Linked DNA regions of Homo sapiens: region 1 is linked to region 2. A link is an interaction called in ENCODE POLR2A ChIA-PET data of the cell type or tissue named here. Cell type or tissue: MCF 10A. All regions are shown on one strand. Each heading gives the region's core, and the rest is flanking DNA. Links, peaks and the distances in the headings are about the cores only.

Region 1 (4,552 bases), core at 345-4,344, 56 kb before region 2:
AAGTCTAACACAACCACAGGATAAAACAATTAATATACCATAGTCAATTGTTTTCTGATATATAAGTTCAACAACTGGAATTTGAAATTAAAATTAAAAACACAATGCAATTTAAAATAGCACCAAAAATGAAATATGTTAAGTATAAACTAACAATATCTGTATATACTAAAATCTTCATGAAAGAAATGAAATATCTAAATAAATATAGAGATATTCCCTGTTTAAGGATTGGAAGACTCAATATAGTTAAACTGTTTATCTTCCCAATATGATCTACAGATTCACACAATCCTAAACCAAATTCTAGCAAGTTACTTTGTAGTTATTACCAAATTCATTTTAAAGCTTACAAGAAGAGACAAAAAGACCCTAAATAACCAACACAATAGTTAAGACAAAGAATAAGATCAGAGGACTGACAACTGCATTTCAAAGCTTACTATAAAGTTACAGTAATGAGATCAATGGAAGACAATAAGCTCCTGCAATATATAGCCAATTGATCTCTGACAAAGGAGCAAAGACAATTTATGGACAAAGGATAGCCTTTCCAACAAATGGGGCTTGAACAATTGGAGATCTATATGCTACAAAATTAATCTAGACACGTATCTTATACATAATAACTCAAAATAAAGCATAGAGCTACATGTAAAATGCAAAACCATAAAACTTCTAGAAGAAAATATAGGAGACAATCTTGGTGATTTGGGACTTGGCAATGAGTATGTAGTTATAACACCAAAAACACAGTCCTTGAAAGAAAAAAACTGGTAAGTTGGACTTCATTAACAACAACCACCATCACCACAACAACAAAAAACAAATTTCTGTTAAAGACACTGTTAAAAGCATGTAAAGACAAGTCACAGACTGGGTTAAAGTATTCATAAACACACATATTTGACAAAGGATTTGTATCTAAAATATACAAAGAGCACTTAAACCTCAACATAAGAAAACAAGTCACTCAACTAAAAATGGGCAACAGACCTAAACAAAAACCTTACTAAGGAAAATAATAAAATGGCACTTTACTCCTGCTAAAATAGCTAAAATGCAAAAATCAGACCATGCTAAAGCTATTGAGGCTGTACAGCAATGGAAACTCTTCATTGGTTGCCGATGGAAAAAGAAAATAGGTCATTCATCTTGGGGGACAGTTTGGTGGTTTCTTACAAAGCTAAACATAGTTTTTCCATTGATGTGGCAATCATCTTCCCAAGTATTTACTCAATTGCTTTCAAATATGTACGCCACTCAAAATATCCACACAAATATTTTTCATAGCTTTATTCATAACTGCCCAAAACTAGAAACAACCAAAACCCTCTTTAAAATGAATGAAAAAATAAACAGTGGTACATTTAATAGAACATTCTTTACCTTTAAAAATAAATGAGCTACCTAGCCATGAAAACACCTGGAGGAAATTTAAATTAACATAGATAAGTGAAATAATCCAGTCTGCAAAGGCTACATACTGTATAATTCCAATTATATGACATTCTGGAAAAGGCAGAATTTGAGACAGTATAATGATCAGTGGTTGCCATGGATTCTGGAGGCAATGAGAGAAGACTGGTGAAAGGCAGGGGAGGTTTTAGAGCTGAGAAACAATTCTGCATGATAATATAATGGTGACTACATGACACTATGCCTTTCCCTTAACCCATAGAACTTTATAACGTAGATAGTGAACTATAATGTATGCAAATGTGAAAGAATTTATTTCAGAGGTGGGAAAATCCCGTGAAGTAATGCAGAGTATGACAATGAATCTAAACTGTAATATAAATGTAAAAAACAACCTCACTGAAGAGAGTGGTGGGGGACAAGGAGGGGAAAGATGATGATTAACTTCTTAAATGAGTGAGGACTGTAAGATTAAAGGCAAAAGAAATTATACGTAGGCACTGCAATCTAGTTACTGAAGTTGTTTTCCATGGAAATATGGGTTAACAATGTTGATACTTCTATACATATTTACTGAACTGAACAATTAAGTATATAAATGGCAGATTGTAGAAGTCAAGTTTCTCATTGATGGAGTGGGGATTTACAGATAACACATTGAAGGAGACTAGACTGATCCATGTGCTAATGGGCTAAGTAAGAGACATTAGTGTGAACCCTTGTTTAGTTATGTATAGATCCAGAAAAAAACATACAAAAATAATTACAGACATGTATAGTCTTAGTTACTATACATATATATAACATGGTAACTAAGTAATATAATATCCTAGATGGGATACTGGAATAGAAAAATTACATTAGGTAATAACTTTAAAAATCTGAATAAACAGTGAACTTTAGTAAATAATAATGTGTCAATATTGGTTCATTAATTGTAATGAATATATTACACTAATATCTGATGTTCATAATGGGGGAAGCTGTATGACAGAATATATGGGAACTCCATATTACCTGTTTCATTTTTTTGTATATCTAATAAGCATTCTAAAAATAAAGTCCATTAAAAATATAAAAGTATAAATAAATACATGATAGAGGTGATATAACTTGATATGTTTCAGAGATTAAAATGTACTGTATTTAAGTTTTTATTTAATGCCTTAGATGTATTTATGGAAGAATTAGAGAAAATTGTAGAATTGCTTGAATTTGAGAATTTTCCCCTCATTTGGAAGTATGAAAAATGTTTTGCTTTATAGTAACACGTGTGCTCTAAAACAGAGACACAAAGCGAATACCTCAAATAATTGTGTTGAACTTGTGTGACAGTTTTCAACAAGAAAATTTACAGTTTTATATGGGTTATTTTAGTGTTAGCTCTAGGCAGGTCAAAGAGAAAACCGTAAAATCTCTGCATATTTGCAAAATTCTAAGTAATTTTCCCCCAATTACTTTAATTGTAATCCCCTAATTACTTTAAATAAAAATTATTGTGCTGTTATTACAATGCTGTATGACTTTTTAGAGTAATGGTCAAAATACAAGTTCTGAGGTAAAACAATATTACATAAACACAGAATTACACTTCTGACAACTTGAGTCTGATCTTTTTTTGTTTTTATTTATTAAAAAATCTCAGTAAGAAACAAAATACTGTATTATCCAAATTCTATTCACTAGGCATATTTAGAGGACTTCTTTCTTTGAAAACTAGATAATTCAAGTTGAATAAGGCACAGACCCCACAAAAATGTAAGCCATTGTGTAGTAGGGGAGGAAGAGCCACATATAAAAACTTTGTGTATAATATATGTACCATAACAGAGATGGGGAAAAAAGTAGATGAATTGCACAGACCAGAGGATGTTTAAATCTAATGTTGTGTTTATTATATAAGAACATAATGTGTGTATTCTTATGCGTATATAAGGAGAGAACTTGGTACTGAATATTTTACTTGAACTGAGCTTTGACAGGTAAGTAAACTTCCTTCAAGGTAATTGTGCATGAGACACTAATGGACAATAAAAGAGCAAGAGTATAAAGGAGTATAAAAGTGAGCAGAATGCTTCATGAATGTTGATTCCTAGAACTAGAGTGCAAGATGTATGATGGAGTTGAAGATGAGGTTGAGAGCATTTGTTCAAGCCAGTTCCTGGAAATCTTTTAACACCATGATCAGGAAAGGTTTTCAGCCTTACAATGAGTCATCAGTTACATTTCCTTCACCTAGAACAATTGCTGGTTGAAGTGAATTTTCAGTCACTCAACCTAGATGCTCAAAATCCTAATGAAACATCATCTTTATTTTTACGCTACATTTTAACTAGTCCTCACCTCAACTAACATACCTAGCCAAGTTGTTTTTTGAAATTTCATGTGTATGTATCTGCCCCCATCCATTAGTCTCAACTTCTTGTAGACAATAGCCGTGTCTTTTATTTGTGTTTTCCTAGGACATTGTCACAATTTTTGGTACATAGTTGCACATATGTAGCATAAAGAGTTTCTACTGAACTATGTTTGAAAGGAACAAATTAAGATTTGGTTGATACATAGCAAATAATTATTGAGTACACACTGGTATAGATGTTACCATTTCAATTACTTTTATATTTAAGGAACAAAATAATGGGGGTGACAGCAGCCTCTGAAGATTGTGACGTGTGTAGACAGGAAAAGTGAAGACAATAGAGAGTTGACATGTACCATAGTCCTCTTTCCTAAAGTTAATAAATAATAATAATTTTGTCAATGGAGACATGAGAAAAGTCTTGTAAAAAGATACTGGCCTTCTTTGACTCTTATACTCCTCTTCTTGAAATAGAGTAGACTCTTAGTTTATGTTTGATAACTGAATCAATGAGTGAAAAAACATAGAGCTGATTGTCTTACTCCTGTTCCCATTTTCAAAAACATTAACTTGGTTCTTCAGAATCTTTTCATAGGAATTTTATATTACTTTGAGTGCTGCTAAAACTTCTTCCCCATCATCTTTTTGTTTTCACAAATAGCATTTGTAATATACTTTTAATCTGTTCATTGACATTTTAAATATTCTTTCTGTATTAGTGAATCATCCCTGTACTCTATTATGCCATATTTATTTCTGAACTTGTTGAACATC
Region 2 (4,552 bases), core at 350-4,349:
AGTCTAATAATACAATCTCCAAAGTTATTAGAAACCTGTATTCAAGAGTACTTGTCAGGGTTCATTCTCATGAATTGTCTTAAAAAAAAAAAAAGCAAATTTTGGACTGTTGTCAATTGTAAACCACTTTCTGAGAAGAATCCAAGTAAAACAATAATTTTCTATGAATGACAAAAGACTTAGACTAACCATGGTTAAAAACACAATTGACAAGGAAATTCTGTGGCGAATGACAGTGTAACATAATAACCATATTTGTGTCTGACAACATATGTTAACACATCATAATTTTAGGAATATCATACAATTTTGAAAGACAATAATACAATATATCTCCTCTAGAGATATACTATATTATTTTATTATTATTATTACTACTATTATTTGTGGTATCAAAAATAGTGAAAAAAGGATCAGAAGTGAAAAGAAACAAAAGAATAAGTCTTATAAGAGCCAATTTGGGGGCATGTTAAGCTTTCTAAAAGGCAAATGATGTTTTACATTTTTCTCAGCAAAAATTATGCCAACAAGATAGGAAGTAACCAGAGGGATCAAACACATTTAAAAAGAGTTTCAGTCAACGGAAAAAAATCCCCCAAAACAGGATCCAAAAGAAGAAAATGCAGAAAGCCCCTTTTATTCTTATTTTTAAAATTATAGCCTAAATGTCAGCTTTTAGTTAAGCTGACTTCTGACCATAGAGCTCTAAGAAAGAATCTTTTTAAATTTCTTATTACCAGATTTAATTCAAGACAAACAAACTACTCTGATTCAGTTTGTGTGGTGCAAAAACCAGCTTTTTTTTCCAATTGTGTGCACAAAGAATTATTTTCAACATAGCAAAGGATTCTTATTTTGGTTACTGCTGTTTATGATCGTCCCAGTGAAATGGCCTCATTGTGGAGTAACACCCAAGATCTGTTGTCTCACAGACACAGAAATCTAGGATGCAGATGCATAAAGTGTCAGGTTGAGAGTGGAAGTTTAATAGGCAAAAGAAAGAGAAGAGCTCTCTGTTGCAGACAGGGGTCCAGAAAAATGGGTTGCCGGATCCATGGTGAAATGCAAGGGGTTTTATAGATGCCTGGTGAGGAGGCAGTGTTTGATTTACACAGGGTGTGAAACATTGGTTGGACCAGGTGTGCCACTTGCATAGGTCATGAAAAACTGGTTGGGACTAGATGTGCCGTGTGCATAGGGTATGAATTTCTGGCCACCCCTACCATAATCTTTTATTATGCAGGCGGGTCTTCTGCCTGAGCTGTGCCATGTTGCCCGTTTCTTTACTCTACACATGGTAACAAGAAAAGGGAAGATGGAGCCTCCGTGTTGGACATGCCTGGCCCCCAGGTGGCCCTTTTCTATTGGTGCCTCTGCCAGCATTCGCCCGTGCAAGCTTCCTGCTTGATTATCTATGTTTGCAGCTCTATTTTTCAGGCTGCTCTTTGTTAGAAAAGCAATGATTTGGGGGGCTGCTTTTTGTTAGAAGGGAAGCTCTGCCAAGAACTCTGTTGCCCTCACTATCTGCCTAAATAATTTCTGCCTTCTGTATCACCAGGTTAGGTGGGTCCACTTTCCTAGGCCTTTACAAGAGGATACCCCACGAGTGTTATACATAAATCCAGCTGGTGTTTCTAAAAGGAATACTCTAATTTTGATGCTTGACTTCCCATAATTTAGGAACTTTTCAAAAGTGTCAAGCCTGGGAATGTATTTAGGGTGAAAGTGTAACTTATCTCAGACTGTCTCTAACTTCCAGGGAGCAATAGTGTGCTCAGTGTATGAGGACCAGACTTTCATAGTGTACCTGTTTGGAAGAGCAAAAAGAGGGAACACTTTTCGGTTAGAAACTAACAGGAATTGGTCTCAAATAAAAGGATAGGTCTGAATTTTTAAGCAGAAGAAACAGTTTTAATCTTAAAAGTAGGCCATATAAAACAAAACCATCCGTGTCTAACTGCCAATCCTTTGACCTGAACCTCTGCTGTGAGACAGAGGCAGAAAAACCTTGACCTAAGCCTCCAGTCCTGAGGCAGAGGTGGAAGAACCTTGATCTGAACCTCTCCTGTGAGACACAGCAGCAAAAAGACATTTTCTACAGAGCTCTTTACTTGGAGCTTGTGTCCAAAGACAGAGACCAAAGCCCTCTCTTAAAGAAAAGAGACAGTTTGAAAAACAGCCAAATAAAGTCTATATTTCAACCAAGGAGTGGGAGGTCCTAATTCTGGAGAACTTACCCAGAACACCCAGTGGGACTTCTGAAGATGCAGAGTTCGTGCTGGTATCAAGCACTGCTTTCAGGCAGAAACACCGCACCTGGTGGTGAGAATGAGTCACTCTGAATCCTGCTGACGATGCCAGATATGCCTATCTCAAAGGAACCTGCTGAGCTAAAATTAATCTATTACTAAGCAGAGTTTACTTGGGCCAAGTTTGAGGGCTGCAGCCCAAGAGCATAGATTCTATTTGTCCTGAATATACACTCTGATTAGCAACAGTAACAAGTGGATTTTAAAGGGAAAGAAAGAGTCAGTTCCTGAGGTTTTTACCGAGGATTTACATTAAAATAATATAAGCCATTGATTGGCTCAGCATTGTTCTTTGTATCATAAATTCTAAGAACATGAAGGTATTGAGTGAGGCAGTCAGGAACAAAATGACTTTAAACAATTTCCCCTAGGCATGGGTGTGGGGTGTGAGCATGACTGAATCCCATACCCACGTCTCTCTGGGTCTGCATACTTTGCAGATCTCAGACTGCTCTCAGCTATTTTCCTTTTCTCAAGTTTCACATTCTCAGTGTAGAATATTTTTGTCACAGGCTATTTTATATGTGGACATACAGAATAGGCGAAGGAACTTTTTAATACAATAAAAAATACACACAATGAAACTGGTAGTATGTATTTAACAAAAATCATATGGAAAATTAAGGTCATTTTAATAAATAAGTGACTTTGAGATGGGGGAGGGAATTCATGGGGTCTTATAAAGCCTGTAACATCCTAATGAGTTTGTCGCTTTGTTTTGGTTGCCTAATATCCATAAAACTCTCATAAATTTAAAAATCTATATATTAAAAATGTTTAATGAAGCAAAGGATGCAGAAAAGATTTTATTCTGTTACAGTCAGAAAAAGATGTCTTAGGCAGCTCAGGCTGCTATATCAAATACCATAGACTGGGTAGTTTAAACAACAATAATTTCATTTCTCACAGTTCTGGAGGTTAGAAGTCCAAGATGAACTCTGGAGGTTAGAAGCCCAGCAGGATCAGATTCTCTTCCTGGATTCTATCTGGCTGCCTTTTCATTGTCCTTACATGGTGGAGACAGTGATCAAGCTCTCTGGTGTCTCTTCTTATAAGGGCAACAATCTCATCATTAGGGCCCCACCCTTACAACCTCATCTACCAAAGGCTCTATCTCTGAATACTATCACATTTGGGGATTACAGCATCAACATATACATTTTTAGTGGACATAATTGAGTCCATAGTAGAGTGGCAATTTTAATTAAGCAAAAAATGCAGAGGAGACTATCTGTTACACTCAAAAAAGGGATTAATCCAGCATTCACTCCACAACAAACACAAAGTATGAAAAGTTGATGAATAAAGCATCCACACGTGAAAATTTTCAGTTTTCTTTTTTAAAGTTAAATGTAAAATCAGAAGTGAAACCAAGTTACAATTGTGGTGAACCCTGGAAGTAGCTCTGTTAATACCTGGGGAAAACCAGCTTGTTACTCCCAACTCATAGATTTATAGAGAAATAAATTATGGCTTAGAGAGATGTAACCCTGTTGAGATAAATAATGAGTTAGCAGCCAAGCTAGAGAAAGGATATAGCCCTCCGCGTTCCCACTGCTTTTCCCACCTCACTTTCCTAATAAGCCACTTACAAAACTGGATTCATGTGAAAATATATCCACTTGTTCTTCATTTTGATGTACTTCATAGTCAATGTCTTTCCTAATGATGTCAATCTAATTGAAAAGTTAAAAAAAAGAAAGCCAATATATAGGTGACTAATTTTATTGTTTTAATCCATGTTCTATATTCAAGATAAATGATAAATTGTGACATGCCTTCAGCTGTGCTGCAATGTCATTAATAAAAACGAAAGGAAGAGACAGAATAATAGGGTTGAAGACTCATAGATGTCTTATAGCAGTTAAGAAATGCTATTTTTAAACAACATTATATTGGCTCTACTGTCCTTAAATGTGTAAATTAAATCTTCCTGAAAACAGTTCATAGTAGACAAATGTTACAGGTAAATGCCATTCAGCGCTTAATCACTATTGGCAGATACGAGGTGTAACAGAGTCATACTGACACAGTAAATCAATGAGTAGTAATATTAATATGGAAATTCTTTGGTATTAATGACTTCAGTACCAAATAAGTCTAGAATTTATTTTCTCCCAGTATGCAGAATAAGAATTTGAAATGATTTCACACACACACACACACACACACACACACACACACACACACACATATATATATTTGGTATGTGCTAGCATGGTTTACAGTGAAGACATTGACAG

What was found. Peaks named below come from ENCODE experiments on the same cell type or tissue, not always from the same donor. Only the 100,000 strongest peaks of a DNase experiment are listed, where the experiment ranks them.
Region 1: POLR2A ChIA-PET joins it to region 2 with 5 read pairs; 2 of 35 experiments call an interaction of 5 or more read pairs at or near these places.

The regions. Positions count from the first base shown.
Region 1 is chr2:13,464,674-13,469,225 of GRCh38, forward strand. No RefSeq gene overlaps it. Among named protein-coding and RNA genes, the nearest start is that of MIR3125, 730 kb to the left of the region's middle. In MCF 10A, for the core only: no CTCF peak of the experiment used is centred there; no DNase peak of the experiment used is centred there.
Region 2 is chr2:13,521,040-13,525,591 of GRCh38, forward strand. It overlaps LOC105373485 (a long non-coding RNA gene), which reads right to left. Exons shown (of 2, transcript XR_922814.3): 2 at 1-2,316. Among named protein-coding and RNA genes, the nearest start is that of MIR3125, 790 kb to the left of the region's middle. RefSeq lists enhancers at 1,544-2,743, 2,123-2,492. In MCF 10A, for the core only: no CTCF peak of the experiment used is centred there; a DNase peak (open chromatin) is centred at 2,332.